Regions from separate parts of the Homo sapiens genome. Here region 1 is linked to region 2. A link is a loop called in an ENCODE intact Hi-C map of the cell type or tissue named here. Cell type or tissue: stomach. All regions are shown on one strand. Each heading gives the region's core, and the rest is flanking DNA. Links, peaks and the distances in the headings are about the cores only.

Region 1 (15,375 bases), core at 3,597-11,596, 120 kb after region 2:
TGATGAATTGACAGATGGTTTTAAGAACCACAGCTTTTTTCAAACAGAGAAACTATGATGCTTAAAATTACTTTATTTTTGACACCATAAAAATACTGCAATCCATCATCTGTGGAGACTGGCAGGCCTCTTCCCTGCTTTCCCTTCAGAAATTCCCACATAAGCTGTCAGCCCTGACAATCAAGGCTCAGACACACAAAATCCACAAAGCTAAGGGAGATAAAAGACTTTCTTTCAGCCAATAATGTCAATCTTTCCTCCCAGTGGACCATTTTACCATAGTAACAAACAGGTGGAAAACTGCAAGAGATCTCAAACGATTTGCCTCTTTCACATCCTGGAAGGGCCTACCAAATGCCAATGGCTATTGGCCATGCCCCTCTTGGAGGTACAAAGCTCCCCTGAGTTGCTGAACTACAGGGGTCTCTTGTCCTTCTGTGGGACTCCTGAACCTGAAACTTCTAAAATGTGGTCTATACCTGCAGGGGCCATTAGACTGGGGCAAGCAGAGACCAGCCGTGGGCCACACCCTGGCCAATCCTCCTCAGAGCACCCAGAGCCCAGCCCTGGCCCACATGCACCCTGTGTTGGTTGCGCCCAATCAAGGTTCCCTTCCCCAGAACATGGGGTAGACCAGATGCCCTGAAAAGCACTGGGACTTGTTTCTACAGAGTTGGGTTTGTTCTGCGGTTGTCTTAAGTTCCATGACACCTGCCTGGAGAGTAGTTGTTGTCACTGGTTCTCCAAAACAGGGATGGATGTTCAATGATTCCAATTATTTATATAGGCAGGGGTCCTACAATGCATATTTTCACCTACCCCTCAAAGACACATAAACACACACACCCTAGTGGCAGCTCTTGTTCAGTTTTACCAATGCAGATAAAACACACCATCACACCTGCCTCTCCTACGCCAGCTCCAGATCCAAGGAACTTCTAGGAGCCAGTTACTCTAAGATCCAAGCTAGCCGTATGCTGAAGCGTGATTCTAAGGGATTGTGACTGAAACTCCAGGAGCCACCTCAAAAGTTTGTACTGTCCTCAAGCTGCTACATCATATGAGACAAAGGGCACCAGCTCCCTAATGAGGACACAGGAAACATTGGTAGCTCCTAGACAAGGTATCAATTATGAGGCCCACTGCAATCTACTACAGTCTGTTCCATGAGCACAGCTTGGTTCCTTCCAGGTCCCTACTAGGGTATCCCCCGAATAACATCCGCAATTCCTAGTTTGCTTCACTCCAGCCGGTGGGGCAAGAGCTGATACAGTGCTCTAGAATGAGCCAGATAGGAATAGCAAGCGATGGCCCTTACTTTTCTGAAATTTGCATCTCTCCATTTCTCCACATGAATAATAATTACATTTTCTGTCTGCAGAAGATGAAATGTTTTTCTACTTGGTGAAATTCAGACAGTGTACATGGCTCTGAGGCAGCCAGTCACTTTATTTCTGCTTTGCCAAACATTATTCCATTCAGTGCCCTTTACACCAAAGTGAGCAGCTATACCCCATACAGCAGAGGACTCTGCAACTGGACATTCACTGGCTAGAAGGCAGCCAAGAAAAAAAAAATGATTATAAAAGCTGTCAGCCGCTTGCACCCATTGCTCTAGAGTTGGAGCCAAAACCCCTTTTGTCTGGCTAGATTTTTCCTTAAGAAATATCATTTTAGGGGCCGGGCACAGTGACTCACGCCTGTAATCCTAGCACTTTGGGAGGCCGAGGCGGGTGGATCACTTGAGGTCAGGAGTTCGAAACCAGCCTGACCAACATGGTGAAATTCCATCTCTACTAAAAATACCAAAAAAATTTAGCTGGCCATGGTGGCAGGTGCCTGTAATCCCAGCTACCCGGGAGGCTGAAGCAGGAGAATCGCTTGAACCTGGGAGGTGGAGGTTGCAGTGAGCCGAGATTGTGCCACTGCACTCCAGCCTGGGCAACAGAGAGAGATTCCATCTCAGAAGAAAAGAAAGAAAGAGAAAAAGAGAGAGAGAGAGAAAAGGAAAGAAAGAAAGAGAAAAGGTGGGAGGGAGGGAGGAAGAAAGAGAAAAAAGAAAAGAAAAAAAAAGAAAAGAAAAGAGGAAGGGAAGGAGGGAGGGAAGGAGGAAATAAAAGATCATTTTAGGGGCCTTGTAATTTTGCAAAGGTCGTGCCCAAGGGTTATCAGACAAGAGAGACCATAAGGAGATAAACTACTGTATATAATCATGGTGAGGGCTGCTTTGCCCAGAATAGAGTGACTTCTCTTGGAGGCTCTTATAATGATATTTGGCAGAACTGTTGCAAACTGTTTTCAGTCTTCACAGCAAGGTTGTAAAGTAACTTATACTTTAACACGTGAAAAAACGAATATACAGAGTGGGTGGACTAACTAGTTTACATAGCTAGCAAGTTAAAGCCAAATTTGAATTCAGATTTTCAGACTCCAGGTCCAGGGCCCTATGGTCATCAGCAGTGCTGTCTCAGAATAATCTTTGCCTTTTCAAATTCTCCTTAGAAGCAGGCTTTTATTTTCTTTTTGCAAACAGTAGATCTCATTACATTCTTAGAGAATGAATGAGTCTAATAATTCTTACAGACACTCAGGGCAAGACATGCAGTAGGCACCTAACAAATATCTGTTGACTTATATTGGCCCTGCCTCAACTTTAGGACAAGTTAGAATGAGTAAGCTATTTACCAAATTTAGACAATTCAGAGGGACCTTCGGTGACTAGCAGTGATAACGTGGCTGCCAAAGGGCTACTCGTGGGATCATAGATCAGCTGCCACTGTGTGGTCTGGAAGGGTCTGATCAGCAGGCAATACAGCTCTCAGAAAGAGACACTGACGAGCTGCATGCAGCTTGTTTGGGAATTGCGCATCCTAGGTGAGGCTTCATTCAGAAACTATGAAGGGCTCACGTCCTGGTCAGAATCCCACATGGGCAGGCTATGAATTGAAGGCTTAAACCATATCATGCTGGAAACCACACAGGCACAAGGACCTCAATTTTGCATCTGCTGAAAAATCTGGGTTAGTGTCTCCAAAACATCTAAAGCAAGAACGAGAGATGTCACTAAAACACACCTATTTATTCTTTAGGAAGAACTGTTAAATTAAAGTCATTCTTAAATACCCCCCATCCCAAATTGAGATATTTGTTGACACAATCCACATAAGCGAATGCCGTCAAGAATAGATTTGCTTTCTCTGAAATCATAACATGTATGCAAAGAGACACCTAGTGGAAGAACACCTAAGTACAATATTTAGCTTAAGACCAAAGATTAAATCGTCCAACTCCCTAATTTGACATTCTTTCAATTTCAATAGCGCATTTTTTTAAACCACTAGAATCATAAACTCAGAAATCTAAGTTTTCAAAAAGAAAATGTTCTATTTGTTTTTCCAGGAAGCATTGGCTCTTTTATTGGTTGTTGTTGTTGTTCATTAGACTATCTTACGTATAAATTACTGCGAAGTAATACAAAAATTACAGAGCAGACTGCAGCTGGCCAGCCACTTTACTTCACCTTTCCCTGAACACATGTGGGCTTATTTTTTTGTTTCCATTCCTTTATAGACTTTGCCTGTGAGATTTTCCGCTTGTCTTTGGGTTGCTTTTTTCTTGCTTTTAACTAGGTAAAGCCAGACTTTTTTTTTCCAGCCAGCTTCCTGTGGTCCGCCCAGCTTCCTGTGGTCCACCCACTCTCATCTTTACATGCTCACTTTCCCACTCGTACCTCACCTACACTGGGTACCGCACCCACCTCCTCATCTTCCATGCACACGTGCACCTTCCTCTCTCCCTCCTGCCCTAGATACCTTCATTTAACCTCAAAAGGAAAACTTTGTTATCACAAAATAGAAGGAATCACCTATTTTTTTCTTTACTCCATAGTACTAAAATTCAGCTATGACAAACGTTGAAATTATTATTTTTAAACTCCTGCATAGAAAAAAAGTTTAGATTGGAAATTGATTTTTAATTTAACAGATATGTTTAATTGCAATTTCTATGACCTCACAGGCACCACTTCATGGGATTTTACATCTGAAAGAGGAACATGTGCTCTAGCAGAAGCCAGACTGACATTCACCAGGTCCAGGTCTCCTGACACTGCTGTGCTACAAAGAGCTGAGCCCTGTGGACAGGTCCGGGAGAATGAGACGCCAAGTAGAGAATGGGAATCCAAGAGACGCCAAGGCTCCAGACGTATGGATGCAAAAGTGATCTTGAAAGTAGAGATCCTCCGATCCTAGCCACCCCAGCTAAAGTCACATGGGTCAAAGATGAACTGCCAAGCCAAGTCAACCCCTCTCCAAATTCCTGTCATGGTCAAAACAAAAAGGTCCTTACTCCACTGTTTTCAATAAGTAAGAAGGTCCTTATTCCTACATCACATGCTTGATGGTGACATGTTGAAACCTTTTCCTTTGATATTAGGAATAAGCCAAAGATTCTCATTATCACTTAACAACATTGTCTCAAAAGTACTGGAAAACAATGGTAAAAATATATATATATATGATTAAAAGGTAAAAAATCAAGATTGTCAGTATTTTCAAATGATATAGTTTTACATGCAGAAAGAATCTACACATTAATAATTACAATTAAAAAGTGGGCCAGGCGTGGTGGCTTATGCCTGTAATCCCAGCACTTTGGGAGGCTATGGTGGTGGATTGCTGGAGCTCAGGAGTTTGAGACCAGCCTGGGCAACATGGTGAAACCCTGTCTCTACCAAAAATACAAAAAAAAAAAAAAAAAAGCTGGTCATGGTGGTGTGCACCTGTGGTCCCAGCTACTTGGGAGGCTGGGGTGAGAGGATCCCTTGAACCTGGGGGATAGAGGTTGCACTGAGTTGAGATCGTGCCACCGCAAAAAAATCATAGACAGAGCCAGACCCTGTCTCAAAATAAAAAAAAAAAAAAGTGGGCATAAGAAGGTTGCTAGCTACAAAGCCAATATATTAAAATCAACAACATTTCTACCAGCCACCAACAGTTTGAAAGTAAAATTTCTAAGAAGATAGCAATATCATAAAAATTCAAATATGTTAGAATGAATCTAATAAAAATGTATAAGACTTCAATGAAGAAATCAATTTTTGAAAGAAACTTAAAAAGGGTATAAATAAATGGAAAGATGTCGTGTGTTCATTCATTGGAAGACTCAATATTGTGAAGATGACTCTGGCTAGTGCTTTTCCTTTGCCATTCGTTATCTTCATTATTCTGTGGTCATAAGGATATCGTCCTACTTTTCCTTCTACGAATTTTATTGTCTTGTCTTCCTTATTAGATCTACAATTTACTTGCAATTGATTTTCTATTATGGTTTCAAATAGGGGTCAAGTTTCATCTTTTAAATTAATGGCCAATTACCTCAGTATCATCTATTGAAAATACTGTCATTTCCCCCACTGGTTCTAACCATAAAGGAAAAGCTGTAAGTTGAAACACATTAGAATTAAGAATTCCCATTCATCAAAAGACAACCTTAGGGACTGAGAAAACAAGCAAATGAATGAGAAGAGGTATGTGCCATACATATAACATGCATGAGGCCATGCATCCAGAATCTATAAAGAACTCCCATGAATCAGTAAGGAACAGGCAGAAAACCTAAGACAAAAATGAGAAAAGACTTACTAGGCCTTTGACAAAGAAGGAACATCAATTAGCCAATATACATAGGAGAGACACCAATCATTAACAATCAGGAAATGTTAATGTTAATGTTAATGTTAATCCTCATTAACAATCAGGGAAATGCAAGGCAGAACAGCAATGAAACATAATTAAACAGCCACCAAAACAGTGTAATTTTAGAAGACTGACAATGCCAAGCGTTGGCAAGATTGTAGAACCAGTGAAAACTCAAAATATTGCCAGTGGAAAATTATTTTGGAAAAGTGTTTGGCAACACCTGCTAAGGTTAATTACATGCATAGTCTATGCCCACAACCTTTACTCTAAGATGTACATGCCTCAGATATGTGTGCAAATGTATGCTGAAAATGCGTAACAATGGTTCTATCCAGTTCATTAATAACAACCAGAACAAAAAACAGGGCTGGGCATGGTATCTCATGCCTATAATCCCAGTGCTTTGAGAGGCCAACATGGGAGGATCACTGGAGGCCAGGAGTTCAAGACCAGCCTGGGCAACAAAGTGAAACTCTATCTCTACAAAGAGGTAAATCATTTAAAAAATTGTTAAAAAAAAATGTCCATCAATGGGAAAATGAATAAATAAATTGTGGTACAGTCATTACAATGAACTACATAGCAATCAAAAAGAAAAAGACTACTTCTATCCACAGTGAAATAACATTGAGAGAAAGAAGCTAGACACAAAAGAATATAAACAATATGATTCCATTTATATAAAATAATAGAGCAGCCAAAGCTAGATCATAGTGTTTAGGGAAGTGTACTTGGGTCATAAAATTATCACAAAATGCAACCACAATGACCACAAATGGCAGGAGAGTGGAAACCTTTGAGGAGGAATCAGGAATTATTTATTGGAATGGGTACAAGAGGGGATTCGGGATCCCGATGGTATTCTATTTCTTGACTGAAGTGGCAGTTGCAAGAATTTACACTTTATGATAAATCATCTAGCTATTCCATTTTTTTCATGTTTTCCACTGCATGTATGTTATATTTCAAACTAAAAGTCATTTTGAAAAGTGAGAACTAGGCCAGATGCTATGGCTTATACCTGTAATCCCAACACTTTGGGAGGCCAGAGCGGAATGATTGTTTGAGGCCAGGAGTTTGAGACCAGCTTGAGCAACATACTGAGAATCCCCATCTCAACAAAAAAATTTAAAAATTAAGGCCAGTCGCAGTGGCTCATGCCTGCAATCCCAGCACTTTGGGAGGCCGAGGTGGGTGGATTACTTGAGGTCAGGAGTTCAAGACCAGCCTGGGCAAGATGGTGAAACCCCGTTCCTACTAAAATACAAAAAAAAAAAAAAAAAAAAAAGCCAGGCATGGTGGTGTATGTCTGTAATCCCAGCTACTTGGGAGGCTGAGGCAAGAGAATTGCCTGAACCCGGGAGGTGGAGGTTGCAGTGAGGCGAGATAGCGCCACTACACTCCAGCCTGGGTAACAGAGCAAGACCTCATCTCGAAAAAAAAAAAAATTTTTTTTAAAGTAGCCTTGTGTGGTGGTGCATGCCTATAATCCTAGCTACTTAGGAGGTTGAGATGGAGGATCACTTGAGCCCAGGAGTTTGAGGTTGCAGTGAGCCATACTGCACTCTAGCCTGGATAACAATGTGAAAGCTTGTCTCTAAATAAATAAATAAACTCTTGTTGAAGATTTTAGTTTTCCTTGAAGTGAAATGGGCAAGCCTGGCCAGGCATGGTGACTCACGCCTGTAATCCCAGCACTTTGGGAGGATGAGCCAGGTGATAACTTGAGGCCAGGGTACGAGATCAGCCTGGTCAGCATGGTGAAACCCCGTCTCTACTGAAAATATAAAAATTAGCCTGGAGGCCGGGCACTGTGGCTCACGCCTGTAATCTCAGCACTTTGGGAGGCTGAGGTGGGTGGATCACCTGAGGTTAGGAGTTCGAGACCAGCCTGGCCAACATGGTGAAACCACGTCTCTACTAAAAATACAAAGAATTAGCCAGATGTGGTGGCACACACCTGTAATCCCAGCTACGTGGGAGGCTGAGACAGGAGAATAACCTGAACCCAGAAGGTAGAGGTTGCAATGAGCCAAGATGGCACCATTGCACTCCAGCCTGGGCAACAAGAGTGAAACTCCATCTCAACAACAACAACAAAATATCCTGGCATGATGGCACATGTCTGTAATCCCAGCTACTCGGGAGGCTGAGGCAGGAGAATAGCTTGAACCTGGGAAGCGGAGGTGGCAATGAGCCGAGATTGCACCACTGCACTCCAGCCTGGGTGACAGAGCAAGACTCTGTCTCAAAATTAAAAAATAAATAAATAAATAAAATAAATGGTTTTGCAGGGTTCTGATCTGACAAACACATTAACAGCTCTGGCTCCAGCACTGACAACAGACTGAAACAGAGAAAAGACATAAACCAAGAAACCAGTTAAGAGGCTACTGGAACGATCCAGGGAAGAGATTACAATGTCATCTCTTTCGCGGGACCAGAGTGGTAGCGATAGAAGTGGTAAGAAGTAGATGGATCAGGCAGGGCGCGGTGGCTCACGCCTGTAATCCCAGCACTTTGGGAGGCCAAGGTGGGCGGATCACGAGGTCAGGAGATCGAGACCATCCTGGCTAACACGGTGAAACCCTATCTCTACTAAAAACACACACAAAAAAATTAGGCGGGCACGGTGGCGGGCACCTGTAGTCCCAGCTACTTGGGAGGCTGAGGCAGGAGAATGGCATAAACCCGGGAGGCAGAGCTTGCAGTGAGCCGAGATAGCACCACTGCAGTCTGGCCTGGGCAAAAGAGCGAGACTCCGTCTCAAAAAAAAAAGAACTAGCTGGATCAAAGTACTTACTCCTCTTTGTCACAATGACCAATCCAGAAAATAGTACATGTACCAAGTCAAGATAATCAGGAAATTCTGTCTGAAATATTGGGAAAGAGATTTGTCCCTTTTTTCTGGGGTGTCAGCCATGAACGCTCTGCAAACCTGGAGTTAGCAGTGGTCACCTTGGTGAAATGGTGGAGAAAAGAGATTGAAAATGAAGCCAAAACAGCAGGAAGCAGAGCCCAAGGAGAGAGTGGAAAAAGAAATCTATGCTACAAAATACTCAATCCCACAAATTTTCAAAGATGTATATTTGAGGGCAGGGCAGGAACCTCATTCCTGTAATCCCAGCACTTTGGGAGGCCGAGGTGGGCGGATCACCTGAGGTCAGGAGTTCAAGACCAGCCTGGTCAACATGGTGAAACCCCATCTCTACTAAAACTACAAAAAAATTAGCCAGGCATGGTGGCGCAGGCCTATAATCCTACTCAGGAGGCTGAGGCAGGAGAATCGCTTGAACCTGGGAGGTGGAGGTTGCAGTGAGCCGAGATCACGCACTGCACTCCAGCCTGGGGCACAAGAGTGAAACTCCATCTCAAAAAAAAAAAAAAAAAAAAGAGGGCCGGGCACAGTGCCTCACACCTGTAATCCCAGTACTTTGGGAGGCCGAGGCGGGTAGATCACAAGGTCAGGAGATCATGACCATCCTGGCTAACATGGTGAAACCCCATCTCTACAAAAAAAATACAAAAAATTAGCCAGGTGCGGTGGTGGGCCCCTGTAGTCCCAGCTACTCAAGAGGCTGAGGCGGGAGAATGGTGTGAACCTGGGAGGTGGAGCTTGCAGTGAGCTGAGATCGCGCCACTGCACTCCAGCCTGGGTGACAGAGTGAGACTCCATCTCAAAAAAAATTAAAATTAAATAAATTTTTAAAAAGATGTACATTTGAATATGTCTTGTGAAATTTCAGAATTTCAAAGTATACAGAGAATTCTAAAAGTTTCTCTAAAGAAACAAGAACATTGTTAGATTTCTCATGCAAGTTGAGCTGCTGAAGGACATGGGGGCAATATCTTTGAAGTTCTGAGTGAAAATAAATTTGTACATAAAGTTCTGTATCCAACCAAACATACAATCAAGTGTGAGTGCAAAATAAACACATTTTAGACATGTTTGTTTATTCCTTATGTGCCCTACGTGAAAACATTGCTTGGTAAAATAATAAACTGACAAAGACATTTAAAAAGAAAAACATGAGATAGAAGAAGGAAAAGAACATGAGATTAAGATTCAGGGAAAGATGAGCATATAATTAAAAAAAGATGTACACATAAAATACAATCTACTGAAACTGTGCAAGTATAGTTTCCTATTCCTAGCTTGATATCCCTTGAATTGATTTTGCAATCAATCCTCACACATTTGCAGTTACATTTAATTTCAAGTAATGATTTTGTTGGGGAAAAAAGAAAGTACCATTAATATAATTCCTTCTTCATAATCCTTTTTCACTTATTCTCACCTAAAGTCAGAAAGTAAAAAATGTGAAGTTAATTTTAAAATATTAAAATAACTCAATTACCTGGTAGAACAGAAGGAATTGTAAGTGTGACTGATTTAGAAAGGAAGGGTGTTGTATAGAGATACTGGATGTGATAACTTTGCAGCACATACCATCAGACAAGAAATTGTTAGTGTACTCTATGTCTAGTTCTCCTCTTCTCCCTCGGCCCCCAGGAAGACCTCCCAGACCCATGCAGTTAGGAGAGGCCGTGTGAGTTGTTCTGACCAATGGGGACTGGGCAGAGGTGATGTCATCACTTTGTGTCTGGAGAAGAGTATGAGTGCCCCACACCCTCCTTCTGTGTCATGACCAACTCTGAAGCCACCTATTGACATGGTGGTGTTGCAGGATGGTGGAGCTTTCATCAGCCTGAATCCCTGAGTGACTTTGTGGAGTAGAGGATCTCTCCCCTCCTGACGACCAGCACTGAACATACAGTGTGGGTAAGAAATCAGAGTTATAGCCAGGCACAGTGGCTCACGCCTATAATTCCAGCACTTTGGGAGGCCGAGGCGGGTGGACCACAAGGTCAGGAGATCAAGACCATCCTGGCCAACATAGTGAAACCCCGTCTCTACTAAAAATACAAAAATTAGCCAGGTTTGGTGGTGTGCACCTGTAGTCCCAGCTACTCGGGAGACTGAGGCAAAATAATCTCTTGAACCCAGGAGGCAGAGGTTGCAGTGAGCCGAGATCACGCCACTGCACTCCAGCCTGGGTGATAGAGTGAGACTCCGACTCAAAAAAAAAGAAATCAGAGAATCAGAGTTACTCGAGAGTTAATTTCAGCATAACACCGTCTAGTCTAATAAGAGCTCCTGTGCCTCATTAAGTATTAACAAAAGTCTTTTCTATATTTCTTCAAGCTCTATTTAAATTTTTTCTGTGTAAACTAACATATACCCAAGATAGGTAGTTGCCTTTTTTAACAATTTGGCTGGAAGGTAATTTTATTAGGAAAGACATTGGTATCTCTACTGAGGATAATAAACTCAGGGAAAATGAAAATGGCAACAGGAAACCTTTCACTTGCTGAGAAAACTTGTTCTTTTCTTTTCCCTTTTCCTCACTGTCTACATATAATAAATGCAGAAAATTTTCTGAGGAAATGCCCTATTCATTGTGGAAATAATCTCAAAAGATTTAGAGATTTTCAGTTAGTACCTCATCATTCTTGAAATTGGATTCTATTTTTTAGAAAGCTATACCCATATTTTTGAGCTAAAATTTAAAAAAAGCAAAAATATTATTAACCAGGAAAACAATAGCTCAAATGTTAACCTGCCCTCTCAATAATCTGAAAAACAGATTCTGTTTTCAAGGAATAATCTCCATATAAGTATTCTTTCAGCTAGTTCCTTTTTTGTAATCTAGTTGTCCACATTCTTGTTCACATTGTTATATTTTGCACACATATGCACAAAAATTATGAGCCTTCAAGAAGAAAATATATGTGGTCATCTATTTCTTCACTGCCAGCATACAAGTTTTTAACACAGAGTTTATTTTAAAATAAGGCAAGAAACCCTTGGAGTCTGAGTTGTTTCTTTATTAGAGGTGTGAGACCTGGCCCCACACGTTTCTGTACTGGAAAAAGTCCATTGACACCTTGAATCACTTGGTAACATAAATCAAAATTAAGCAGTTCTTAGAACATAAGTTTCATAGGCCATAGCAAGTAAAAAATAGTAAGAAAAATATAACCTGATGTTCAAATGCATTCACATAAAACTTCACAATATTTACTGCCCAGCAGGAATATGTCAAAATAATTAGACAAGCATTCTGTGCTTAAGAAATCTGTGGAGAGCTCAAAATAATTATGGGGCCAAGAATGTAGGCACATGTGAATGAAAACTAAATATGAACTGTTTGCTCCCACTACACACCCTTGAACCAAGAACTATGTCTGTCACACACCAGGGCCTGTCTGGGGGTGGGGGGTGGCAAGGGGAGGGAGAGCATTAGGACAAATACCTAATGCATGTGGGGCTTAAAACCTAGATGACGGGTTGATAGATGCAGCAAACCACCATGGAACATGTATACCTATGTAACAAACCTGCATGTTCTGCACGTGTATCCCAGAACTTAAAGTAAAATAAAAACTTTTTAAAAAGAACTATGTCTATAACATATTAGAGTGACTAGATAAACAAGATTCCTTTAGTATTGCTTAATGACAGGAGTAAAAGACGAAAATTGTTAACATGCTTTTGCATCAAGATGGAGGACATTTTATTATCTTAGTAGCTGGTTCAAGACTTTCTCTTATGTAAACATTTGACTTTGCTAGAAAAATATCATAATAAGCCCCTTTGTCATAAAATCTGAAATCCAGCAGTGTTTGGATGTGTGTAGAAAGACCTGCAATGAGGCAGGGAGGGGAAGAAGAGAGGTGGAGGCTGTAAAATGGGGAATGGGGAGAGCAGTGTGATGGAAGAAATGACACCACAATGTCAGTTTCAGTAGAAAGCGGTGAAGAGTCTGAACTTTGCCTTCATGTTAGCATCAGGTGGAACCGAGGCAGTACACAAGGACATCTGAAAAAACAAGTTGCTGGGAATAAAGGCCAGGGCCGATGACAAGATCATTCATCACCACGTGATATTGTTTGGCCCCGTGTCCCCACCCAAATCTCATGTTGAATTATGATCTTCAGTGTTGAAGGAGGGGCCTGGTGGGAGGTGACTGGATCACGGGGGTGGATTTCCCCTTGTTCTCATGACAGTGAGTGAGTTCTCAAGAAATCTGGTTGTTTAAAAGTGTATAACAGATTGCTCGAGCTCAGGAGTTTGAGGTCAGTCTGGGCAACATAGCAAAGCCCCCTTTCTTTTTTTTAAAATTAAAAAATAAAAATAAATAAAATATTAAAAGTGTGTAGCACTTTGCCCTTCTCTCCCTCTCTCTCTCTCTCTCTCTCTCTCTCTTGCTCTGCTATGTGAAGATTGTGCCTATTTCCCCTTCACCTTCCACCATGACTGTAAGTTTCCTGACACCTCTCCAGCCATGCTTCCTGTACAGCCTGTGGAACTATGGGCCAATTAAACCTCCTTTCTTTATAAATTTCTCAGTCTCAGGTAGTTCTTTATAGCAGTGTGGGAATGGACTAATACACCATCATAACTAATATTTATTAAGTGCTTAACAATGCACCAGATATTGTTCTAAGAGCTATATTCATATTAACTCATTAAATCCTTACACCAGCTATGGGTGCTATTACTGTCTCCATTTAACAGATGAGGAAAGCGAAGTGCATAAAGGTTAAGCAGTTTGCCCAAGGTCATACAGATTGGTGTGTATTTGTGTCAGAGATAAGATTCAAACCCCAGCCCTCTGAGCTCAGAGCCTCCCCTTTGTACCATTGTGCTATCTCTTATTTTATTACAAGAGACTATAAAGTTCATCGAATTCAGTCTTCCAACAAACACAGCTTCTTATAACAAGCCATGCTCTTACTAGATGCCCACTGTGATGGGGAGGTCCCTAATCTGAGAGCCAGAAGTGTTATACTAGAAAACATACTTGACAACTTTTGAAGATAGTAAAATCACCCACTTTTGTCAATACCTTAGGGTAACCAGTTCTGCATATCATCAATGAAAAATATGAATATAAAAAGCATCACTTAAAATTCCTCAACAAAACATCAAATTTTATGGTAAATAAAGCATTCTTTACTGCAGAAGACAATGCAGACATCTTACTGCCTGACTCATCAGTAAATGCGTATCTTTTATATACATGTTGAAACAATAGAATTTATGTCTTAGAAGACGTCTATACAGCTAAGGTATGCACCAAAGCTAATTTGTATGTCCATGAGTTGGACAACCAGGACAACGGGTTTTAATAACTACAGAAAAAGAAAGAGAAGGGCAATGGTCACCAAAAAGCACAATGGTGACTAATGAGTTATGACTAACAGTGTTTCAAAGACAGTTGTAACATAATTGGAAATGGTAGAAACTACATACTGAGGACAATAGTGATTATTGTCTGGGTCATAGAAAATAATAGCATTTAAGTTAATACGCTAATACTTTCTGAAAAATTACCAGGATTTCAGTTATATCTATACAGTCACAGAAAGATGTGTCCTTAATAGATAACTGTGGGCGGCCGGGCGCGGTGGCTCACGCCTGTAATCCCAGCACTTTGGGAGGCCGAGGCGGGCAGATCACGAGGTCAGGAGATCGAGACCATCCTGGCCAACATGGTGAAACCCCTTCTCTACTAAAACTACAAAAAATTAACCCGGTGTGGCGGCAGGCGCTTGTAGTCCGAGCTACCAGGGAGCCTGAGGCAGGGGAATCGCTTGAACCCAGGAGACCGAGGTTGCAGTGAGCCGAGATCGTGCCACCGCACTCCAGCCTGGAGACAGAGCAAGACTCTGTCTAAAAAACAAAAAAAACAAAAAAAAAAAAAAAAAAAAAAAAAAAAACTGTAAAAAGAATGCTTCCTTTGAATTCCCCAGCAAGTTTAAAGTTGTGTTTCATCTTTGGAAAAAAATGAATTAAGGCTTAGTACAATGGCTCACGCCTATAATCCTAGTTCTTTGGGAGGCCGAGGCAAGAAGATCACTTGAGGCCAGGAGTGAGAGATCAGCTTGGGCAACATAACGAGACCCCCTCTTTACAAAAAATTTTAAAAATTAGCTGGGCATGGTGGCATACTTGGGAGGCTGAGGTGAGAGAATCACCTGAGCCTGGGAGGTCAAGGCTGCAGTGAGCCACGATCATGCCACTACACTCCAGTCTGGGGGACAAAGTGAGACACTGTCTCAAAAACAAACAAACAAACAAGAGTTAAACCAAATAAAAGATGTATACCTCAGTGAGGAGCTAAGACATATAATTCTTTTAAAATCATTTTATAATAGAAAATCAGAGTAATAATGAGAAGAATTACACAGGTATTCAACTCCAGTCTTTCCTAGATCATTAGGAGTAAACTTATAAACTTTAGAGGTGGGGACATCTTCAGATTGTTTTACTCTTCTACTATAATTATTAAATATAAATATTTAATTGTTATTATTAGTAAATTTAAATCAGTAAGTACTCCATTTCTAGAGCATTCAGTTTATACTTGGGCATCTAAACATGCAATTGCTTGTAAAATAGACTCTTCACATAATTATAGTTATAAAGTACTTTGATAGTCGTGGTATATTCCTTACTCTTAGAGAAGCAAAAAAAAAATCAACCCATAAATAAATAAATAAATAAATTACTTAATTCTCCCACTGAAAAATAATCTTCGGAGGACCAAAGATAGTCAGTAATGCTATCAACTTCCCTCTGCATAAATCCTAGACTAGGGATAAACAT
Region 2 (15,375 bases), core at 4,649-12,648:
ATCATGATTACATGAAAAGCAATTAAGAGAAGAAGGTCAAAGGACCAACCTCTAATCACTAAGTTTGGTCTCTAACATTTGACAGCACATGCCTCAAAAAGCAAACAAAATAAACACTCTCCATTTCTTTAAATATATGTTTTTCATCCAAGGATCACACAGCACCTCCCAAGTAGTCTAATGTACAGAAAGAAAAGAAAGGAAACACAGCATGATTAGGTGAAACCCCAATCCATAGACAGCCCGCCAGCAGGTTGAGGCAGGACCACTAGGAGGAGACTGTGCTCAAGCACAGAGAGGGCCCTTTAGGTTTCAAATGGAGAATTTAGCCAAACAGCCACCAGGGCCAGCCGTATGCTAAGCCCAGTGCAATGAAACACACGCTCCCAGTCAAACTTCTTGGTTTCCTAGTGGGCTATGTGCCAACAGCAACTTCACAAGGTAACAGGTGAAGCGAGGTGGGGGGCGGAGAGGAGGAAATGGGCAGAGAGCCGCTGGGAGTCCTGAGACTCAAGTTCCTGCTTCATCACTGGGGGCTCCGGGCCAGGCACTTCACTGTAATAATCCACAATCATCTCAGAGCATGGGGCAGCGGGAGGGGGCTGAAAACACACCAATTTGCAAACTACAAAGTGCTGTGTAAATGTAAGGCATGGGTTTCACATTGAAATCTGACTCCAAACACAATCTCTTTCTTACGCTTCCTGGAGTCTTTGTAATCCTATACTTTAGGAGTCTTTCTAGGCCTTTGATCCTATTCTGAGATTTGAGCTGTTGTGGCAAAACTAAGAATTCTTTAAAGCAAAAGACGCCCTTGCAATGCAGGGCTCAGAGTGTCTATTTGCAATATATCAACCAGTGAAGGCATCACATCAGGCTCCGTTCTGGATCTACAGGCTAACAACAGAGGGAAAAGGTCCTCTTCACAACCCCAAAGAGGAGTCCTCTCCAAATCCTAATCTTTAGCAGGTGCCACAGATTTGGATCTACGTGTGCTGAGAGATTCTCCACTTCCTTCCTGAGCAGCCATGGTTTTCTCTCTCATTCCACAGCTCACAGACACTGCAGGACTGGGTATAGGAATTGGCCCTTGGACCCCAGGAAACTACCCCAAATGCATTTCAGAGATGACCCGGTCTCAAGAAATATACTGAAAGTAATCCAGTTTTCCCAATATTCTTTGGACCAGAAAAGTGGCTTGAGGCCAAGAGAGAGAAGCCCATGTCTTCCTACATTAAGTGTCACGGAAAGTGTCACCCACTCTCCCTCTCACTCCTGTCTATCCCCCCACCCACGTCTTAGTGGCCACAGCCTAGGCTGAGAACTCACAGAAGCAGCCCTACTTTCTAGCACAACCTGGTCAAAAGCAAAATAATTTACAGGGGGAAAAACACGAATGAGCAGGCAATGGGGCTCCAGAAAGCCAGGTGCAAAATTGTGAAGTTCAGTTTCCCTTTCACTTTGGGAAGCTCTGCAAAGTAAGCTTTAACTAGCAAAGCAAAAACTTCTAGGCTAATGTTCTTGACTTTGAAAAATAAATTTAAGCCTTGGCTAAGTAATCCCAGGGATCTTTTTTGCCTTAAGTTTCAATGGTACTAAAGGAGTTTACAGTTGAAAGGCTGGGGAAATATGTCTTCACGAAAAGCCAAAGGAAAGCATTCAAAGCTATTCACAAACCCTGCTCAAAAGTGTCTGGAGCTCTTCAATTTAAGAAAAACTGGAAGTCTACAGGCTGGTGTTGCAAACCAAAGAAAAATAGGTGGAAGGGCACTTTATGTCACACTGTTATTTCTGCTATTGTTATTTGTTGTTCCTTCAATACTCTTTACATTGCCAATCCTAAATAATTTCCCTTCTGGTATCTGCTAATCACAGAAAGAATCAGTAATTTCCAGGGGCAAAAGGTTAAAGCACTGCTTTCCTAAACCAGGGCATCAGGGTGCAATCTGAGGATCTGAATGTTCTCTCTGTCAGGTCACCACAGGTCAAACTCATCTTCAGTGGCTTCCCTAGGTGGAGAAGTACCCACATGTTTGCTGGGCCAAACTGACTGGCCTGGCCTCTTATCTTAGAGAAGTTTCTAGCAGTACAACTTGCTTCTTGTTTTTTGTTTTTATTTCTTAATGCTAAGGTTGTTTTTTGTTTGTTTGTTTGTTTACAGAGTATTAAGGCTTCTTAGTAAAGCTTGGGGAACTATTCAACAACTATTTCCATTTTGTTTGCAGATATAATTCAGGTGGTTCCTTCCATTTGAATGTCAAGCCACACTTTGAAGCTATAAAACAAAATAGGTTGTGTGAACAATTTGTTACGGGTAGGCAGGGCCAACATGGGTACTTGGTGGGTTGTGGTTATTCCTATGGTGAGAAATATTCATGGTGATTAGTAAGGGAAGACTTTCATATTGTTTCTCTATAGCTCTCTTTAACACAATGATTTCTAAATTTCTATTAGTCTTTAATGAAAAGATGACATTAGTTGTGTTGCCTTTGGTCTAAGGTTTGCAGGCATAAATGGCACAAAGCTTAAAGTTTATTTAATAGAAAGGATAATCTAAGATGAAAGTCCTTTGCTGGTTAAAAGAGTGACTTACAAGAGATAGAAATCTAAATTTAAGAGCTCATGGGGGTTGGGGTGGGGAAGAAAATGAAAAATTATGAATGCATGCCCCATTTTTTTCCCACAAGATTTCCTGAGCATTCCTCAGACACAGTGCAACATCATAACACCAGTGAATCAATAGTATTTCTATTTTTCTCAAGCAAAAAGTATAGACTCATCAAATATATACTAAGCACAATATATAATAGTATATCATCTTTTAAACACTAGTAATTTGAACTTCTATAAATATATTTAAATAACAAACATAGCTATTCACATAGCACACAAGTGACATATAAACATACAAAAATAAATCCCTCATGTTTAACTCTTTTGTTGCTTCCATGGGTTTTTGTTTTTTTGTTTTTTTGAGTAAAGATATTAAAACAATTCAGATGCCAAAGTCGTCTTGTCAATATTGATCCTGGGAAACCTGGATATAAATTCACACTATGTATAGGGATCACAGCCAAGGACAAGAGCAGTAGACATTCTTTGCGGAACATATTCCTATCTCCTACCATTGAGTAGGAAAGCTCAAAGGAAGTAGAGGTCTCCAATTGTGATGAGATGTTTTCTCTAGCTGTTGTAAGGAAAGGAAACATTAATCAGATCCCCTAACCTGCATAAAGTGTGAAAACACCAAGCTGTCCTTTGAATGAGTGGAATATGGAACACGCCTCCTCCTTCAGCTCTCCCACATGCCACTGTCTATGAAGCATTTCTCATCACATGGAAAAGGCACCACCATTCCATACCAAAGGCAAGGAATTTTTGTTCTGCAACACCACGTTTGTCCTTCCAGTCACTGCTCTAGAAAACATTCCTCCACTCAAACAGTGATTTGGGCCACACAGCTTCCCAGTCAAGTGGAATATGTACATTCTTCTTTTGAAAAACAGAATGTTTCCATGGGCAATTACTCCTGGTAAAATTTGATTCTTGTCCATAGCATTCTCTGGAGAGCAATGAACAGAAGAGACATTTCTCACATCCCCCCTAGAGCCCCACATCACCGTGAGCTCCCAGTAGGAACACAAAAAACGCCTTTCAACTGAACTCAATCATTCCAATCTCAATGGATGCGTTACGACTGAAATGAGGAGCCCTGGTGTATTCGGTGATTATCTTCATCTAACGTGCATCTTTAGATGGGAAGCTGATGCTTGAAGGACTGGGTTTCAGTTTTCCTTTTAAGGAAAAATGTAAGCTTTTGCAACATCTTGAAGAGTTGCTTGTGATAAAATATAAGAGGAGAAAACCCTGACTTTGTCTCAAATGGAATTTTCAACAGAGGGAGAAGAAGGTGATTTCTTGAGTTCCTGGGGGGTGTCATCAGTGTCATCAGGGGCAGGCGAAGCCCGCTGCTGCTGATAGATGTCCTGGATCAGCAGGGTGTTCATGACTTTCCACTCTCTGTATTTCCTGGCTGTCAGCTTCGGGTCATCCAGCAACTGGTTAATCATGGCCAGATCATGTTCTTTACACTGTGTGAGTAGAAAAAAAGGGGAAGGGGGTATGTTGAGAGTGTCTTAATTTACATAAACCATCTTTACCAACTCTTTTACAAGTACACATATACATAAAATTACCAAAGCATTTTTGCACGTTAATGTTCTAATTCCAGCATTAAGCTTAAGAAATACGACATTTGTTTGCATACGCTAGCCGCAAAGAAGTGAAGTATCCTACCCAAGAGTTAGTGGAAGAGCTAGACATATAGCAAAGATCTTCTATGTTGCCTTTCCCTGATCAATCCATTATTCCACACCACAGTAACAATTCTACCTTGGTGTGGGAATCATGCCTCCTAAAACTTACCATTGTAGGTATTAGCATTTTATTGACAATCCAAACTTCACTAAGTAAAATTGGAACGTAACACTTTACCTAGGACATATGGCAACATAAAATATGTCTTTTAAGATTTTATTAAATTATCTTTATTTTTAATAAATCACATTTATTTAATACAGAATAAATACACAGATTATCTTTTCAGTCAAAGAAGAGGCTACTAACCTTCCATCAAAACAGTATGTATTCCAATAATGCTAATAAACAACCTATTGGTGCTATTCCATTCTGCCTCCTCTGTAACCAATGGCACACATTTCTGAAATGTCTAGCTCAGGTTAGAGTTTTCTATAGACAAGGAATGGAGTATAAATAAGATGTTCATCCTCCATATTAAAAACAAATATTCAGCCCTGACAATTGTATCTCAAATCTATGCCTGTTTTCTCCATCCCATGACCATAATCCTAAGGTTGGATATCCAGTTCAATATATCACGTTTGATCTGCTGCCACAGCCTCCTGAGCGAGACCACTGCCTCCAATGCCCACTTCAACTCCACCTCCACTTAGCAGAGCAGGGATGCATGTAAATGCCGAGTCCCCCTCATGGATCCCCTTACACCCAAGGCTCCTCACCTGCACTGGCACCATTTGTTGATACTCTGCTTCCTTTTGACTTCCCAGTCTAATGTACTGGCATGCATTTTCTCACCCACACAACACTAGCTCACACCTCCGTGTTGTTGTGCCACATGAAGAATCTTCCTTGCCTTTCTTCACCTCATAAACTCTAATTTCTAGAGTTTCTTTTACACAGAACACTTTCCAGTCTTTCTTTACCCAATTTTTTTCTTTTCTTTTCATTTTTTTTTTTTTTTGAGACAGAGTCACTCTGTTGCCCAGGCTGGAGTGCAGTGGCCCAATCTCAGCTCACTGCAAGCTCTGCCTCCCAGGTTCAAGCGATTCTCCTGCATCAACCTCCCAAGTAGCTGGGATTACAGGCATGCACCACCATGCCTGGCTAATTTTTCTATTTTTAGTAGAGATGGGGTTTCGCCATGTTGACCAAGCTGGTCTCAAACTCCTTAAACCTCAAGTGATACACCCACCTCAGCCTCCCAAAGTGCTGGGATTACAGGCGTGAGCCACTGCACCTGGCCTACCCAATTTTTCAAAACCCGTAAATCTATACTTGAGGCATCACATTGTCCAGGAAACCTTCCCTGCACTCCCAAAATTGGACTGATAAGCTTTTAAGTTTTTATGTTCTCATGCCTTCCAATGATGCCCTCTGAGAACTTACCGAGGTACATTTAGGTATTTACGGGTAAGTCATGGCCCCTCTTCTAAAGCTTAAAGAAGATGACAAGAAACATTTCCTTCATCCCTGTATTCCCTGCACCTAACGCAATGCCAAGTGCCATGTAGACATTCAATTCATGCATGTGATTGAACTACTCTTTTTGACTATCCCCAGGACAGCATGTGTGAAACTAAAACTTCACAACCACTGCCAGTAAGTGGATTTTCACTACTCTCCAGTCATCACATTTTCACATCCTTTTTCTGGCAGTCTCCCAAATGACTATTTCAAAACTCTTCTCATCTCAAACCCCCTCTCTCATCCTCACTCGCAGCTGATGGCCTTGCTATCTCTTTGTTGAGGAAATGGAAGCCATCAGAAGAGCACTTCTCCCAAGTTCCTATTGCCCACGAACTACATGGATGCAAATCTATGCTGCCTTCTGCCCTGTTCACAGAGATGGAGCATCTGTGCTCCTAGTAAAGGCCAATCCCTCCACTTGGGCACAATGGCCCCCGCTCTCCTACTCAAGAAATTCATCCCAGCAATTCTGTTCTCTCCTCTGACTCACCAACTTTCCAGATCCCCTCCAGCAGTCTCACTGGTACACATGTTTGCTGTTATTTCTTGCATGTTAAAATTCCTCTCTGCCCCCAAATCCCTGTCCAGCTAATGCTCTACTTTTTCCTGTCTCCAGTGGCCCATTCTGCATAGATTCAGTCCCATCAGGGTTTGGCCCCCACCATTCACCAAAACTGCTCTTGTGAAGACCATCAGTGACCTCCATGTTGTTAAATCCAATAAACCATTAAATCAATGTTAAACCAATGATCCATCTTCAACTTATTTATCAGCAGCACCTAAAACAATTGACTACTCCTCCTTCTTGAACAGTTTCATTGTTGTGCTCCTATGATACATTCTCCTGATTTTTCTTGTACCACAATTGCTACTTACTCCCACCTTAGTTGCTGATTCCTCCTTGTCACGCCACCTCTTCTCACTGGAGTGTTCTAAAGCCCCAGCTTGTATCCTGTTCTCTGCTCTATCTATGTTCATGCTGTTGGTAATCACAAGAAATCTCTCCCACTCTCCTATGTGCTGAGGGTCCCAAGTTTATATCTCTCCTTACTTCTTCCCTGGACTCCATCATCATTTGTCTAAACTTCCTCTTCAGCAGTTCCACATCAACCCCTAAGAGGCATCTCAAAAATAACATATCTAAAGATAAGTTCCTCTTATTCTCTACATCCCCACCCCACCAACTTCCAATGCACACCAAACCCGGTTCCTACCGTAGTCTTCCACAAAGCACTTAATGGTAACTCCGTCTTTCCAGTTGCTCAGAGCAAACACTGGAGTCATTCTTGACTCCTTCTACCACACCCAATCCACCAGCAAAGGCTGATGGTTCTACCTTCAGACATGACACAAAGCATGCCATCCTTCTGTTCAGAACCTTCCAGAGGGTCACTGTCTTACTCCGAGCAGAAGCTGGTGTTTGCAATGGCAATGAGATCCTCAATGGCTCGAGTCCCTGCTGCCCCTCCAGCCCACTGCTGCACTCCCCATGCTCCATCCCCACTACATTACAGCTACCTTGACCTCCTTGCTCTTCCTTAAATGCCCTAGGCACACTCCCGCCCCAAGGTGTTTGTGTTTTTGTTCCTTTTGCCTGAAATATTCGGCCTCAGAGAACCTCAAGCCTCATTCCCTTTCCTTTTTCAGATTTTACACAAATTATGTCTTTCAAAGAGGCCTTTCATGTCCTTCCTAATTAAATATCAATTCCTCAACATGTTCTATCCCCTTTTCTATTCTTTATCAAATCTATCATCACTTATCATATTATACATTTAATAGTCAATTATGTTTGTTTATTCTCCTACTAAAACATAAGCTTCCGGAAGGCAGGCCTTTTTATCTGACATGCCCAGTGCTATAGCCCCAAGTGCCTGAAAGAATGACTGCACATGTAGACTGTTTACACATGTAGACATTCGTTGAATACTTGTTGAAAAAATGAATATATAAAATAAGAAATAAATGAATAAATGAATTACCAATTTGCTTTTTATTCTCTTTTGCATTCTGAACCCTATTTGGAGTCTGAGGAAATCCTTTCCATTAAACAAAAAAACTAGACATAGATTCATAGATCAATAGCTGGATAGATAGATATTAATAGATAGATAGATAGATAGAAGATAGACATATAGATGGATAAAGATAGGAATCCTTCCTTCCAAAATGGAGAAAAAACAGTGCAGTAGGAAAGCAGAGGGATTGTTTATAGAAAGTTAGGCAGGGCCAAAAGAGCATATTTCTTCTTTCTGAGTTTTCAATATCTATGCTTCCAAAACAACTTTTCCAAAACAACAACAACAACAAAAGCTTTCTTCCTCTGATATCACCATACTGCTATTAATGTAAAGTTATTTAAAGAGTTTTATTTTGTTCTAAAGAAATTTAGACATCTACTTCAAAGGAAGATCCTAATTTTTCATATTAAAAAATTAAATAAGATCTTTGAAAATTAATAAAAATTGGGGAAACTGACTTTGCATACATGAATTAACCCCTCTTTATAGCTAATAAAATTTTTAGAACAGGGTCTCTTCAACTTTGGGCATTAAGCTGACACTTCTCATATGGCTTTTGGCTCTAAGTAGTTCAAATTTTTTACCATTTGGCTCAAATCTGTGTTAGTTCTTCTATGGATGAAAGAAAAAAATGTAGACAATAATACAGAAGAAGGAAATTAATGAAACAACAGAACCTTCCAAGCTCCTTCCTACACCAGGCATCCTGGGGCTGGGCCTCATCCAGCAGCCCAGCTTCTCCTGGATGGCGCATGAGGCTTTTGGAGGGCTTTGAACTACTTTCACAACATCCGCTCTGCTTTCTGGCAGGCAAGCAAGGTTTGGCAGGGATTCCAAAAATACCATGAAAGAGAGAATGCTGTACTTTCAGTTTTTACTCCAAATAGTCAGTGTGTGGCTCGACTCAAGACCTAAGCATTGGAAATGTGTTCCACCAGAGTAGCTACGGGAAGAAAGGGTTCACCGCTCTTGTGACATAGGTCAGAGTAACTCAGAGAGAGTTTCAGTTGGACCCATTAATCATTCCATTAATAACTTATTTTAAAATAAAAGCAGACTTAGCCAAAAGTCAGTGAATGATGAGCTGTTAGAAATTCCTAAATATCTGTATTTAGTGTACAACATAATACGATCAACTTTTGCTCAAGTTCAACTTGGAAGTTTGCTCAACTTCCTAGAAGAATTTCCCTGAAGTGCATTCATTCCAGTACTATCCCAGTGCAGGGATTTTTCTTATTTACGGAATGCACCTGCGGCAAATATAAACATTATTGTTAAAACAGTTTCCTTGTTTCTGCATGAAACTCTGTTGTCTTTGCTTGTCTACACTCCTACTTTGGAGCTTTTAAAACATAAACATTTCCTCTGTGTATGATATATTCTCTGTGCAATATATCATACTCAGAGAAAAGTGCACAAATAGAAAAATTGTGCTTAAAGAATTATCACAAAATAAACACTTCCATACCACTACTACCAGGGTCACAGAAGGACCCGCACCCAGCACTCAGAAGCTCCATTCACATCCCCTCTCAGTCCCATCCTCTCCTCTTCCTCAAAGACAACCACTCTCTTGACTGCTTTGAATTTTAAAAACAATTAGAAATAATTATTATACCCTTCCAACATGAACATGCACACATGTACCAAGTTCTCTCTCTCCTTTGAATAGGTTGATGCACTTTGCTTTTGTTCAGCTTCTTCAGCAAGACCAATTTCCACATCAGCATGTCCTCCTACCTCCTGAGATTAATAGGACTGCATGACATGGGTCCTGTTCTATTTCATCAGCCCCAAGCACTGCACGAGGGATCTATGGAAAGGGCTCCTTCTCACAAATGTCCAGAAAGAGCAGTTCCCTAGCTGGGTGGGGCAGGCAGCCCTGAGCGGGCCCCCAATCTTCTCTGCTTCCTGGTATTCAAGGCCTTGTGTAATCTCCTCCCTGAAAATGAGATGACCCAATGACTTGCTTCTACTGAATAGAATACTGCAAAAGTAATGTGATGTCATTGCTGCCACTGGGTTATAACCCATCTCACTCACTCACTCTCACTGTGTTGCTTGCTCTGAAAGAAGCCAGTTTCCAAGTTGTGACCTGCCCTGTGGAGAAGCCCATGTGGCAAGGAACTGAGGGGAGCCTCTGGCCAACAGCCAGAGGGCAACTGAGACCCTCAGTCCAGCAACCTGAAAGGACCTGAATCCTGCCAATAATTAACATGCAGGAGTTTAGAAACTGATCCCTCTCCATGGAGGAATGAATGCAGCCCCAGCTGACAGCTTGATCACAGCCTTGTGAGAGACCTGGGGGCAGAGGCATTTGAGCAAGCCACACCCAGATTCCTGGCCACAGACACTTTGAAATAATAAATGCTGATTGTTTGGAGTTGCTAAGCTTTGGGATAATTTGTTACCTAGCACTGGATAACCGATACACTGACAGAAAAGCAAAAGCTGCTGAATTCACCAATGACGAGGTCACAGAGACCCATAGGGAATGGTAACACTAATTCTTTTCACAAAGTTGGCCCCCCAGTGGCCAGGTGAGGGCATGGTGCCGTAAAGATCTAGAATCCTGAGTCTGCTGCTCTGTGGAAGGCCTGAGGCCACAGCCTTTCTCCTTCTACTAATGACTCAAACTGCACATGCTCTCCGCGGCCTCTACTTCCTGCTTCTCCCAACGTGGAACTACAGCTTATTATCCGTTGACAGACATTCCATTTCCTTGAATGTCCTTCCCTTGGTATTCATTTCTTCCTGACTCACGGATTTCGTGACAGTGTTCCTAATGCCTCCAGTAATCCACTGTCCCCCTTGGACCACCAAAGCACCCTGAGCACATCTCAACCAGAGTATTTTTGCACTTCATTTTAATCATGTATTTGTTTTCCTCTGTTTCTACACCGGTAGAGTCCATTCAATGGTCCCAGTCACCTAGAATAGTGGCTGGTACATAGTAAGAGTCAGGAAATACTTGCTCAATGAAAACTTTACTCACTCATATCAGCTATCACAGACAAAGAAGACAGTAAAATCCCAACACGCTATGACATATTACATTGAATAATCAAATATATTCATCAGCTTCGTACATACTGTGAAATGGCGGCCAGTGATATCTTTTATTATCGATAAAAATTTTAATATTAAATAAGAGTGAATTTCTCTGCATTTGTATTATCTTTGTATAATTAAAATTTACTTTCTTTTTCCATTCTGGCCTCATTTTTGTAGCCTTTTAGGGTGTTCAGATGTTCTACTGACTAACTGGGACGCCTAAGAGCCACTCAGCCTGCCTTTGTAGCCTTGTCCTTTCAATTGCTGACATTTCTTCCTGGAAAATGACTTAAGTTCTTAATGCCAAAGGCCACAGACAAAACAAAATTCACTTACAGAATCTATCAAAGCTTTTCAGATAAATCGTCTGCTAAATCAGGAGCATTTTACAAAGTATCCTGGCCTCCACCTGTTCATGTTATAATCTAAATGTGAAAGCAGGACACTTTTGTTATGAAGAACCATTTCAGCTCAGGGAGGGCCTGAAAATAGCTTCAGTACTTCCTGTACACTTTCCCTTATTCCCATTGTGAAAACATCTGCTGGTCTATTACCACAGAGTGTGTACTTCCCACTGTCGGGCTCTCATGGTGCTCCTTGGCTGCAGTGCCCACAGCTGACAATCACTACATCTTTGCTGCAGCTGAAATCAAGACATTTCCTTCTGGATGCAGTCCTGAAGACTGGTACCCTTGTATGAATCAGATGAAAATTCGAGATCTTATTTATACGACTGTTTATTCTCACCAGTTGATGATCTCTGTCTCTCATCAACATTTATTGAACCAGGTACTGTGCTAGGTATAAGGGTTAAAAAACAAATTATGCATGGTCCTTGCTGTCCAGAAGCTTAAAATTTGAAATTTTATATCAGAGTGAATGCAAACATCAAGGCCTATTGTGAAAAACTGCCTTGGGCGCTACTGTGTGAATGTCCTAGTGCTTTAAGAACGTCAAGATCATCTTGCCCTATAAAGGTTATATTTACTTTTACAGCCCTTCCCTGCAACCACACAAACATGCTGTGATTAGCAAGAATCTCTCTGCAGAACCAGCCGTTCCTTGCCCCACATCCATAGAGTTCATCCACAATTTGAAATTTTGTTACCTTTAATGTGCTATTCAATGTTCGGATTTTGTGGAGTTTCTCGTTTATAGATGGATTTTTACACCGCTTAACAAAGGATTTTCTCAACTCCTTTTTAGTCGAAGGTCGTCGGTCCCCAAGAGGAGATAGACTAGCTTGCTCTAATGATTTGTACAGCTTCTCCATTTCATCATCTTCAGACACTTTTGTCTCTTCTATTTGAAAAAAAAAAAGAAAGCAGTAACAATAAACCCAGTGAAAAATCAAGGAGAGAACATTCAATACTGTGGTCCCAAGGCACGGCCCCACTGGCACCCTCATCTCAGACTTCTCTCCGGAACTGAAAGACAATAAATGTTTGCTGTCTAAGCCACCCAGTTTGCGATACTTTGTTACTGCAGAGCCACGTTCCCTGTGAAGGCACCAGGGAAGGAGTTATTCCAAGCCTCTCTCCTGGCTTCAAGTGGTTTTTTGGTTTGTGGCAGTATAACTCCAATATTCACATGGGGTGTTCCCTGCATGCATGTCTCTGTGTCCAAACTCCCCCTATTTATGAGGGTATCAGTCATGTTGGATTAGAAACCTGCCCTATTAACTCATCTTAACTAGTTAAATCTGCAACAACCCCATTTCCCAATAAGGTCACATTCTGAGGTATTAGGGGTTAGGACGTCAACATACGAATTTTATTAATTAATTAATTAATTTTATTATTATTTTTTTTGAGACGGAGTTTTACTGCTGTTGCCCAGGCTAAAGTGAAATGGCACAATCTTGGCTCACTGAAACCTACACCTCCCAGGTTCAAGTGATTCTCCTGTCTCAGCCTCCCAAGTAGCTGGGATTACAGGCACCTGCCACCATGCCCGGCTCATTTTTATATTTTTAGTACAGACAGGGTTTCACCATGTTGCCCAGGCTGGTCTTGAACTCCTGACTTTGGGTGATCCGCCCACCTTGGCCTCCCAAAGTGCTGGGATTACAGGTGTGAGCCACCACGCCCAGCCCAACATATGAATTTTAGAGGGACACAATTCAACCCATACATAGTCCACCCTCCGGCCTCCTAAATTCATGTGTTTCTCACGTGCAATATATTCACCTCATCCCAACAACTCCAAAAGTCTTAACCCATTCCACCATCAACTCTAAGACCAAAAGCTCACCCAAATATCATCCAGGCTGGGTGTGGTGGCTCACGCCTGTAATCCCAACACTTTGGGAGGCCAAGGCAGGAGGATCGCCTGAGCTCAGGAGTTTGAGACCACACTTGACAACATGGTAAAACCCGTTGTCTACTAAAATACAAAAAATTAGCTGGGTGTGGTGGTGCGTGCCTGTCATCCCAGCTACTCAGGAGACTGAGACACGAGAATCACTTGAGCCTGGGAGGTGGAGGTTGCAGTGAGCTGAGATCACACCACTGCACTCCAGCCTGGGCTACAGAGTGAGACTCTGTCACACACACACACACAAAATATCATCTAAACCAGGTATTGCTGAAACTCAGTGGGGGAGTGATTCATCCTGAGACAAAATTCATCTCCATCTTTAAACCCATGCAAGTCGACAAATATCTGCTTCTAAAACACAGTGTGGGACAAATAAGCCCTAGCAAATTATACACATGCTAAAGTTTGAGAACTACTGCCCTAGATGATTGCTTAATGTCCTTCCCAGAACTACCCTTGGAGAGAAGAAACCTGTCTGTGGTCTGTGGTTTTGAGTAGAAAGTGATCATTCCTCATCTTGCCACACAGACTCCATCTCCCTTCCTAACCACACTTTGCCAGCCTCGGCCCACATGATTGCAGTGAAGCCACTCCACCACAGGATCTACTGGGGACCATGTGGACTAGACGAGGCCAATGGCAGTTCCACCATTCTGGCCACAGTCACTGATTCAGAGATAAACATGTGCCTCTGGTCAGGCCATTTGGGGCCAAGGAGACTCAGTTCCAAGACTTTGGAGTATCAGATAAGTAATCTCTCTTTTTTCTTAAGCTGAATGTTGTGATAGTGTGAGCTGGAAGTTTCCAGGAAGTATCCCAAGAATAATGATATGGAAGCCAACCCATTCTGAGACACAGATCTTGATGATACCGTTGGAGCCCTCTCAGCCTGTGGGAGCTAATATGTTACCCATGTTAAGCTACCCTGGCTTTGGTTTCCAATCATATGCACCTGGAAGGGCCTCAAATGATACAGAGGTTACTCAAAGAAAATCTTCATCCTTTGATGTTGCTTTAATTTCTCACTAAGAACGTTAGTCTATTTTTCCTTTATTCCTTGGAAGAAAGCTTGGGAAAGAAATACAATGAGATTTCTTTTTCCACCACATACTCCTTAATGTTTATATGTTTCACTTCCTGTCCAAAGAACCAGCTTGAAAGAGGACTCTATAGAAAGTATGGCATTAGAGGAACTAGAAAAACAGCCTCTCCATAGGGTGGAGAAAAGCATATAATGGTGACCTAGGAGCATCAAAACCAAGCAAACTTCACATGCCTTAGAGTTTACTCCTCTACGATTAGAAACCTTTATGCAAGAATTAGTTTCCCCTATCCATCCCAGAAAGTCACCAATACTCTTTCATAAAACAGAAAGCAAAGATGATGCACTCACTTCATAGCTGACTTAAAATGTTCATCAGCACAACCTCCTTTTTCTCTACCAAACCGTCTCACAAAAGGGAAGAAAATACTCAAAACTACATCTGAAGACAATTAGACTTTTGGCTCACACCGTGTGCAGACATCAAAAGTGGGCTTTTGTCAATAAGCACATGAAAAGATGCTCAGTATCATCAGTCATGAGGGAAATGCAAGCCAAAACCATCATGAGATGTCCCTTCACACCCAGGGTGGCTACAATTAAAAAGACAGACAGTAGTAAGTGTGGATGAGGATGTGGATAAATTGGAACCCTCATACATTGTTAGTGGGAATGTAAAACAGAGCTGCTACTTTTATTTTATTGTTTATTTTTTAAAGACAGGGTCTTGGTCTATCACCTGGGCTGGAGTGCAGTGGCATGATCATAGCTCATTGCAGCCTTGAACTCCTGGACTCACTAGATTCTCCTGCCTCAGCCTCTCAAGTAGCTGGGACTACAGGTGCATGCCACCATGCTCAGCTAATTGAGTTGCCACTTTAGAAAATAGTTTGTCCATTTCTCATGGAGTTTAGCATGTGCCCCAGCAATTACACTCCTACATAAATACCCAAGAGAATTGAAAACATATATTCACACAAAAATTGTACATGAATGTTCACGGCAGCATTATTCATAACAGACTCAACTTGGGAAGATCCTAAATGTTCATCAGCTGATGAAAGGATAAACAAAATGTGGCATTTGCATGTGACAGAATAGTATTCAATAATTAAAATAAATACTCAGTTGTCCACAATACTTCAACATGGG

The links. Hi-C counts contacts between places; a loop is a spot of excess contacts. Peaks named below come from ENCODE experiments on the same cell type or tissue, not always from the same donor. Only the 100,000 strongest peaks of a DNase experiment are listed, where the experiment ranks them.
Region 1: it touches region 2 in a loop (4-fold over the local background); 103 of 110 quality-filtered maps call a loop at or near these places.

Annotation. Positions count from the first base shown.
Region 1 is chr6:154,274,220-154,289,594 of GRCh38, forward strand. All of the region lies in intron 2 of IPCEF1 (interaction protein for cytohesin exchange factors 1), which reads right to left. Among named protein-coding and RNA genes, the nearest start is that of IPCEF1, 75 kb to the right of the region's middle. In stomach, for the core only: no CTCF peak of the experiment used is centred there; no DNase peak of the experiment used is centred there.
Region 2 is chr6:154,155,950-154,171,324 of GRCh38, forward strand. IPCEF1 (interaction protein for cytohesin exchange factors 1) reads right to left here. Exons shown (of 12, transcript NM_001130700.2): 11 at 11,971-12,164; 12 at 1-4,091. The coding sequence ends at 3,879. It also overlaps a transcript of OPRM1 not described here. Among named protein-coding and RNA genes, the nearest start is that of OPRM1, 120 kb to the left of the region's middle. In stomach, for the core only: no CTCF peak of the experiment used is centred there; a DNase peak (open chromatin) is centred at 8,622; H3K27ac peaks cover 515 bases.